Regions from separate parts of the Homo sapiens genome. Here region 2 is linked to region 1. A link is a loop called in an ENCODE intact Hi-C map of the cell type or tissue named here. Cell type or tissue: adrenal gland. All regions are shown on one strand.

What was found. Peaks named below come from ENCODE experiments on the same cell type or tissue, not always from the same donor. Only the 100,000 strongest peaks of a DNase experiment are listed, where the experiment ranks them.
Region 2: it touches region 1 in a loop (1.8-fold over the local background); 18 of 110 quality-filtered maps call a loop at or near these places.

The regions. Positions count from the first base shown.
Region 1 is chr11:86,630,391-86,635,390 of GRCh38, reverse strand. All of the region lies in intron 2 of ME3 (malic enzyme 3), which reads left to right. Among named protein-coding and RNA genes, the nearest start is that of ME3, 40 kb to the left of the region's middle. In adrenal gland, a CTCF peak has its summit at 2,402; a DNase peak (open chromatin) is centred at 2,362; H3K27ac peaks cover 1,552 bases.
Region 2 is chr11:86,682,248-86,687,247 of GRCh38, reverse strand. No RefSeq gene overlaps it. Among named protein-coding and RNA genes, the nearest start is that of ME3, 12 kb to the right of the region's middle. In adrenal gland, no CTCF peak of the experiment used is centred here; no DNase peak of the experiment used is centred here; H3K27ac peaks cover 344 bases.

The DNA of each region.
Region 1 (5,000 bases):
ATTGGGGTACCATCATGGTTTCTGGTGAGGGCCCTCTCCCTGGCTTGCAGACAGCCACATTCTCACGGCGTCCTCACGTGGCCCTTCCTCAGTGTATGCAGGTGGAGAGAGAAAGCTTTGATGTCCCTCCCTGTTCTTATAGAGCCAATCACCCAATCCTCTTCTTACAGGGCCAAGGCTCAAGTGATCCTCCCACTTCAGCCTCCTGAGTAGCTGTGACTACAGGTGTGCACTACCACGCCTGGCTAATTTTTGTAGGGATTTCATCATGTTGCCCAGGCTGGTCTGGAACTCCTGGGCTCAAACGGTCCATCTGCCTTGGCCTCCCAAAGTTCTGGGATTACAGGTGTGAACCAGCGTGTCTAGCCTGTTCCTAATTTTTTAACGGTGCCTGGTAACATCCAGAACGGAGCAAAGATACAATTTCACCCCTCAAGAATTACCATTTAGAGGTTCTGGGTTTTTTGTTGTTGTTGTTGTTATTCTCACGATTACAAGTCAATTAAAATGGATAATCCTGTTTAAATTAACTTCTATGGTTTGTTATCAATCACAGTTTCAGTTTGTCCTAACAGAGAAGCCAAGGATAGTGTTCAAAGGAACCTTCCATAAGATTTCCAAGAAAGAAGACAATGGACAAACCAGCTGCTATCTATGATGTTTTATTTTCAGAATGAAACACAAAACAAACAAAAAAAAACACAAAAGACCCAGAACCATTTACTAGCATGTGAATGTGATCCTGTCTCTAACTTGAGCCTTCATGCATAGTAGACAATACCCCAGGTATGGGACTAAAATGCTACCAGTCATTCTTTGTTTTTTGGATAATTTTCTTTTGGCAGCATGATAATTTATTTCAAACCAAAGTCCACGACTTTGCTGAGACACAGGTAAGCTGAGCGACAGTAAGAAAGACAGTCTCATGATCTGATTATGAGCTAAGAAAACTGGGAAGTCTAGAGTTTAAAAAGCTGTCCCACGGGCATGCTGACCATTAGCTGACATGCTACTCACAACCAGGATGTCAGGAGGGAGGTTGGGAACATCATAGCAGTCTAAGGAGAAGACAGTCCTGGTGGGGATGACTGTGGTACCCATGTAGAGACATGAACCCAAGCTCTGGCTCCATACAACCCAGTTCATTTGGGAGGGGGATTTAAATCAGGGCCCCCACTTCTGACTGACCAGATGGAGGCATCCCTGAACACCCCTCTCAGGTTTCCCAATCTCTCCTCCCTCTACTCTTCCTTCTCCTTTTTTTCTTCCTCCTTCCCTTCCTCATGCCCAAAATGGCTGTTTGTAGGAATGGAAGGAGAGGGGTGTATTTTGGGAGGGATTTGGGGACTCAATTAATGGAACATATCAAGGTTAAGGGAGAATAAGTGCAGGAAGGAAATTCTGGTTCCTTTTCTTTCCTCCTATCTGGACTCCAAAGGCACCGTCATGGCAGAATCAGCATGGGGCTGTGAGCCAGTGGCCCTACTCTCATCTCAGCTCTGCCACTGATGGTGGGCCTGTCATTTAACTGCGTTGAGCCCAGGTTTCCCCTCTAGATGGTGGACATGTAACCTCCCCAAATGACCCCATGAGGCCCATGGTAGATGCTTCTGTCTGTGAAGTCCTTCATGATTGCATCTGATGGACAGACTCCTCTCCTCTTCCGGGCCCCTCTAGCACGGTCCTCTGTTGCCCTCTGGCCTATAGAACAGCATGCATTTGGGTTTGAGAGCAACCTGGATTTGCAGCCAAGACACCCATGAGAGTACCTTCCTCTCCCTCACAACCACCCTTCTCATACCAATCAAGTCTCAATGTCCCTAAGCGTCCTGTCTAGCACCTTTTCATTTCTCTTATTACATTTCTCCTCCATGCCCTTACTTTCCAGCTATTTTAATGTGCTCAGTGGAATGTGGCATTTAACAGCACGGGCTCTAGAACCAGCATTACCTGGGTTCAGATTCTGACTTTGCCTCCCCAGACTGTGGCACCTTGGACCAATTATGTAAGCATGTTGTGCTCAGTTTCCTGATCTACAAAATAGGGTTAATAATAGCACCCCTCATGTGGCTGTATGAGAGTTAATAAATCAAAACACACAAAGCCCAGGAAAGTACCTAGCAAATAGTAAGTGACTAAATGTCAGTCTGTCACTGTGCTTATGTCCTTGGTCACATCTCTCTTGTGGGTCAATGAGCTGCTTGGAGACTGTAATGTGGCCTTGGACTTTACAGAGATGAGTTTCTGTGACCAGAGAATAAGCAACCAAATCCTCAGCCTGGCCACACAATGCTGGATGGTGACTCAGTGGTCATTACTGACATGCATATCGGACTCACAGCAGTTTTCTGTGGGAACCCTCAACATCCTGACTCTGTGTCCCTGGGCACAGGGGCCGTGCAGTGCTCAGGCGGAGAGTGACTAAGTGCTGCCATCCAGCTGTGGTGGCTGACTCATGCATGAGGACTGAAGGATGTGGATTCTGAAAGCCCTTCCTCACCGTTGTGTTTCCTGTCCATATAGCCCTGCCCCAGGGCCTGGGGCTCCCATGGAGGACCAGTGCCCAGGAGAGATTCGTGTGACTGCAGAGCACCTGGGTTGCCCTGAAGGAAACCACTGGCCTTCAGTATCACTCACTGCACCTGGGCCCACCCAAGGTCTCTGGAGTGCAGTTCTGCCCCTGTGGCCTCCTCTGTCCCCTCCTTCACAGCGCAGGCTGTCACACATGTGGCAGGTTCTCCAACATATGGCCAGAGAATCAGTGTATGCAGTACTGGAGGGGCCTGAGGATGATGTCCAGGGCCATTCCTCATTTTGCAGACATAGAGACTAATGTCTGAGGGAGGCAGGGTCTTCAGCAATACAGTCAGGACTAGAATCCTGAGGACTAATTCCCAAGTCCATGTTCTTTTCAGGAAACCCTGCTAAAGTAAAAGAATACAACTTCTTGGCTGTAGTGTGAGGAACAGGCAGAAGCAGGCACAGGGAAGCGAGTCCAAGATACCTGGCTTACAGAGCCTGCTCTACCCCACCCCCCTTGGCCATTTTGTCTCCCTTCTTCACTCCCCTATTTAGGCTCTCGGATCAGGCAGTTCCCCACTACTTCCCCACAAACTGTGAGGCCCCTGTGAAGCTGCTCTCCCAGAGGCCCTCTGCTCAGGCTGCACTCTCTTGCACCCAGCAGCCCTTGAACACATCACTTTTGGAAGTATCCAGTCCACACCACTATGCTGTTGGAGTCAGGCAGGTCAGAGTTGGAATCACAGAAACTATGTGGCCATGGACAAGGTACTTAGCCTCTTTAAGCCTCAGTTTCTTCATCTGTGGTCTTCTTCATATAGGTAAAATAAAATAATTTGGCTGGGCATGGTGGCTCACACCTGTAATCCCAGCCCTTTGGGAGGCTGAGGCAGGAGGATCACCTGAGGTCAGGAGTTCGAGACCAGCCTGGCCAACATGATGAAACCCTCTCTCTCCTAAAAATACAAAAATTAGCCGGTCATGATGGTGGGTGCCTGTAATCCCTCCTATTCAGGAGGCTGAGGCAGGAGAATTGCTTGAACCCGAGAGGCGGAGGTTGCAGTGAGTTGAAATTGTGCCACTACACTCCAGCCTGGATGACAAGAATAAAACTCTATCTCAAAATAATTTATAACTATCAGAACAGTGCCTGGCAGCCCGTAGGCTTCCAATGTGCCATGCCTGTTATTATTATTGCCTGTTATTTTTAAAGCTTCACTCAAATTGTCTTTATTATGCCCATGGTTCCAGATGCATCAGAATTACCTGAGGATTTTTATAAACAAGACAGTCTGATCTATTAGGTCTGAGAAGGAGCTAAGGAATTTTTTTTTTAAGTTCACCAAGGAGATTCTGATATGCGTTTGGATTTGGGAACCACTAAACCCCTTCATTGCCCACGGTTTTCTTATGAGTTTGGCACTAGTTCTCTCACATTCTTGTCACTGCCTATAAGTTACAGGCAGTTTTGCAGGTGGACTGACCTTAGATTTGGAAGATCCCAACTTAGATCTGTAACTTTTCTATCCCTCCTAATGAGCTACATCTCACCAAGACATTAATGTGCAGAGAAGGGGGAGGCAGGAGAGCACAGGGACTGTGACCACTGGGCTTCAGAATTGGAAATCCCTGTGTTCAGTCCAAGTTTTGGAACTCACTGGCTGTAGCTCTTCAGGCCAAGCTCCATGACCACTATTTTGTAACTGCTTGTTAAGAGGGATTTTGTTCAACCTAACATCTGCAATTCGGTACATAGCATCCTTCCCCTAATCCAGCAGTTCCTCCAACCTCCTGTTTCCCAGGGCCTCAGGCCCCAGACCTGGGCTCATCTGTGACTCGGTTGGTCCTCCCATCCTAGTCCTCCCCCATTTATGTCCTTCCTGCCATCCCTGCCGCCTCCATCGGAAATGAGACTTCCACAAACACCATCTAACCACCTGCCCTCCCTCACCCTGCTCCTTTCCAGGTTTCCTCAGGGGCTCCTGATTAGCTGTGGCTCCCTTTCAAACTTTCACTGCCTCCCCACTGCCTGCATACTCTGTGTGGCACTGCACAGGCACTGGCCTCAGCCCTTGAAAGTCCTGACTCGGGTTTCTAATGTTCTACTCACACTTAGTAACATGGTCATTCAATAATAACAACAGCTTCTGAGGAGACGCTGGGTGTTGGTATTCCGAGAAGATGCCAAAGAGTGTGTTGTCTCCAGGCCACAGGCCTGATTTGATCAAATCTGCTTCATCCTTTTGATTTCTCTTGGCATTTGGACTTGTTTGAGGCAAACACTGCAGGAGGTTTGGTTTTTACCTAAAATTATAATGTTGCTTTTGGGCTTGGAAGCTTGCGTGTAAAGCACTTGTGGCTGTTTAAACTCTGCAGCAAAGAAAAGGCCAGGAACACATTCCCGGTGCTCTGTTTCATGGAAACCCAGAGACAGCACAATCCATAACATCATGAAGGATACAGGAGAGGCTCTGGAGACC
Region 2 (5,000 bases), 52 kb before region 1:
TAACATTTCCCTCATTATTATAATTAGTGCCACATCTATGACAGAGACTCATGTGATTATCCAATTCATAATACTAAATAAAAATGACATTATTGATAGTTACACAATAACTGCCTAAACAAAAAGCACTGATTGAATAGATGAAATTTTTCATAATAAATGTGCTCTTAATTAAACTGTGTTACTTGAGTAACACACTTTTTCAAAACGTGGAATTCATAGAAGGGAAAAGAGGTCTTGTTCGGGGGTAGGAGGAGGAAGATTTGGGAACTTACTCACTTGAAGTGCAGACCAATACCTTGAGTGATATGAAAGTTCTGAGAGGAAAGATGTACTAGGCAAAGCTTGCAGGGTAAGGGGGCACATGAACTAGGCCTTAGAGAATGTTAATGGTTTAGACATTGGTGAGTAAAGGGTACTCCAGGAGGAGGCAACTGCTTAAGCAAAAGCAAGGAGGAACAAGAGAAAAACTAGAGCAGCAATCCTCAGTGACAAAGTTGGAGAGCCCAGCATCAATGCATTGCGGGTGTTCCACCTCAGAGAAGAAATTCCACAAAACTCACTTTTCAACATACCTTTTTCTGATGAATCTAAATTGCAGACATCTTAAAAGATAACTATGAAATTGTTAATGCCAAAGCAAGTAAAGGAGTATATTATATTTCTTATTCTGTAACTCCTGCCTATTTCTAAGGCACCTACTACTTTGGGTTGCCAATAAAAAAAGTTATACCTATAATAAAACCAATAAAAATAATATATAACTTGTCTATATACCATTTATTTGTACACATATTTTACACATACACACACACACACACACACACACACATATATATCTCCAGTATTAAGGTTTGGTTTCTTTAATCCTAAGCTTTTATAGTATCCTAAAGCCAACTAAGTCCTTGAACCTCTCATATATGTATATATATACACAAGCATGTATATATACGTATATATACGTATATGTGTATATACGTACATATACGTGTATGTGTATATGTGTATATACGTATATATACGTGTATGTGTATATGTGTATATACGTATATATACGTGTATGTGTATATGTGTATATACGTATATATACGTGTATGTGTATATGTGTATATATATGTTTATATGTGTATATATGTATATATACATGTATGTGTATATATGTATATATACATGTATGTGTATATATGTATATATACGTGTATATGTGTATATATGTATATATGTATATATACGTGTATATGTGTATATATGTATATATATGTGTATGTGTATATATGTATATGTGTATATATGTATGTGTATATGTGTGTATATATACACGCATACATGTATATATATATTATATATGTGTGTATATATGTGTATACAGATATATACACACACACATACACACATATATATTTCCAGTATTAAGGTTTGGTTTCTTTCATCGTAAGCTTTTATAGTATGCTAAAAACCAACTAACTCCTCGAACCTCTTAAGAGATCATTGTTGTCCATGGTTTTTCAGCATAGAAAAACCCACAGTGCCTTCCATTGCAGCAACCAAAGTTTTAGAGTTAGGAGTCATTATATGCTCATCTTTTCTGCTTTATTAACTTTAGCATTTAGGTATATTTGCCTGTCGGGGTTTACCATGTTCTGGCCCTAATGAGCCAGGCAGGATTATGATCAAATCTGCTTTGGGCTTCCCGAGGAACCATGACTGGCTGGAAAAGGCTATGTATATATACATGTATTCGTATATATGTATATGTGTATATATGTATATATACGTGTATATGTGTGTATATAGACACATATACATGTATATATACATGTGTATATGTATATATATGTATTATGTATGTGTATATATGTGTATACAGATATACACACACACACATACACACATATATATCTCCAGTATTAAGGCACTCTCAGGACATCCAGGGCAGAAGCATCCAGGGGTTTTCATGTAGCTACATAATCCACCAATAACAACAGTAAGTCAAGAGGATCCATGCCTGACATGGATATTGAATGTGATCCAAGCATGAGACACACGCATAGGAAAACTTACTTTAAATCTATGTTTCTTGTACTCAGTAATCCTTTTTAAAGCCCTGGTATTATAACAGAGCATTAATGAAAATAAATCTTAACACCTCCAAGTTAGACAATAGCATTCGCTTTCTTCCTAATGATTAATAAATTGATCCATGCCTGCTGGGGTGACACTTCCACAAATGGAAGAGTCAAACAGGGAATTATAGAACTCTGTCTTTCTAGTTCAGATGTGTCATCTAATTAGATAGCATTTTTTGTTTTGGCTAAAATTCTCTCTCAGAAGAATTGTATCTGGTCCATGAGCTACATCTAAGATGCCTGTGCTCAGAGTTCCTTGATCTCTGAACCTCATGTTTTAATATTACTTACTTCTCTTGTCAGTTCTTCCTTCTACTAAATTCTCTCTGCCCTACAACCCCCTTTCCACCATACCTCCAACCATCCTTTAATGCATAGAAAAGAATAGCTTAATTATACCAAAAATAGATAATAGGGTTATCTGGACAGATGACCCTATTCTCCGGTTAATTCGAGGTTAAGTGGATCTTTGAGGGTTTTCACATCTTGTTGAAAATAGATTTATCCACTCTTTTATATTTTCCTTGTAATGATTAAAAGTTATTAAAGTAAAGATGAATTCTCCCTTTGCAGACCTATAACTACTGTAGGGGCACAAGGGAAAGGAGAGATTGGGTAGAATGCAACTGAGTCCATCCTTACCACGTAGTTTTTTTTCTTACTGACTTCTATATTAGCTTATTTTATTAGTGTTCTCTTTCTCTAAAAAGCCTGATGCTGCAAAAATTACTAAATGAGGGCTTCCCAGTGTTGATATTTTGGCTGACTGAATACTGTACCAACTGCCTTTGACTGTGTCCTGTCTCCAAAGTTCCTGGTAATGTAGGCCCAGAAGGCCAGTTTACCAAATTAGTTGTACGATGTAAAACTCTGAGGGACCACTAACACATTGGATTACAAAGTCAACGTTATAAAGATTTCAACAAGCTGAAAACATGAGCTGAAACAAACAAAATTACAGTGAAAAGGAATAAAAGTACATAGAGGTATTTAAGTTTAAAGTTTTTGTAATCCCAAAAAAAGATTGTCAATTGTTCAAATAGACAGCTGCCTCATTAGTTATTCATCTGACCTTTGGGTTTCCATTAATAACTCAATGTAGCCAGCAATGTGACAGAGCTCTTGCAAGTTTGAGGTGATTTGAGGCTGCATTACTAGAATTTTGATGGACTGAGGTAGGTAATAGTTCCACTGTACTTTCCTTATCAGTCCACATCTGAAATTGGTGGTCAGGCAGGTGGACAAGAGTATCTGCTATTAAAAGAACCGCATATTCTTACTCTTCTCGCTTCAGTGATTGGCATTTAATACAATTTTATAGTTTAGATTTCCATAGATATTTGTTCCAAACAGCTAGTCCTTTCCTAATATGATGTTCACTGAAAATACGTATTAGCATGCTTCGCCTCTAAATTGTGCTTTTCTTATTAAAAAAAACCCCCAGATCTCTTATATTAGAAAAGCATAAGCTTTAACTAATATTAGTGTAACTATTTTATTGAATATACTGAACTCAATGGAATACAACAGGAAATGTCTGTCTTATCCTTTCCCATCACTGTCTTCAGTTATGCTTGGTCCAGTCTCCCCTTCATGACCTTTGAGAAAATCTCAGGCAGATCTCAAAACTTCAAAGTTCAGTTTGAAAGTTTAGTGAGGTATGATGTAAAGTTCCAATTTCACATTCAGTTCAGAGCTTCTTCTCCCAAGCTTGGGCCTGCTTCCCATGGAATGAGGAGCCTCCCTAGGCGTGAGGGAGGGGCACAACCTGTGCTTCCTTCCTCTTTCCCCTCATCCTGCTAATTCTGATTCCTACATGGTTGGAGGAGGAAACGGGGATAGGAATGTAGGCAGTTGAATTGTAACCTCCAAAAAGATCTGTCCATATCCTAATTCCTGGAACTGTGATTGTGAATGTATTTGGAAACACAGATCTTTACAGAAGTAATGAAGTTAAATATCTTGAGTTGAGATTATCCTGGATCATCCAGGAGGGTCCTAAATATAGGGACTTATTATAAGAAACATAGATAAGAGAAGCTCACAGAGAAGAGGAAGAGGCAATGTGACTGTGGAGATCATTTGGACAGGTGCTGCCACAAGCCAACACACACCTGGAGTCATCAAAAGCTGAAAGAGGTGAGGAACAGATTGTCCCCTCGAGCTTTGAGAGAGAGAGAACAGCCCAGCCAACACCTTGAATGGCCTCCAGAATTGTGTGAAAATACATTTCTGATGTTTAAAGCCACCAAGTTTATAATAATTTGTTATAGCAGCCCTAGGAAATTAATTCAAGAGGCTAAAGGGCAAAAAATCTTTTCATTTAGATTGTGCTCTAGTTCTCTCATGGCTGCTGATGCCCTCTGTGGGCAAGTGTCCCAAAGCTGGCTATGTTGTTGGGTGCAAGAGCAGGTTTTCTTGGATGCCCTTGAAGGGGCCCAGCTTAGGAAAAGAGCTCCCTGGCTGGCCTCTTGTGACCCTTTGCTCAGGTTCCAGCTGGGGTGACAAGTTCCACAGCCTCTTACTGCTACAACTTCCTCCCCCAAACAGGCCCCCTCATGGGTGCAAGACCCTCAAACGACTCAGCTACTTTCTATGGTATTCCCTGGCTTTCAAGGATCTCCACTCACCCTAGCCATTGTGAAGAGGAGGAGGTCACTCCACCATGAAACTGCTCTCTTTCTTCCCATAGTCACTGACTTCTCTAGTCCGCCTCTGCCTACAGAATCCCCTACCTCCAGGGCCATGGTTCAGCCTCTCTCATGAGCTGCCTCATGGCAGTCCATCCTGGTGGCCCTCCCAAATTGGGCAGCTTGCTAAGCCTCTAGCCAGAGACTGAGACACCGGGTACCCTCTTAGAGCAGACCTCATCTC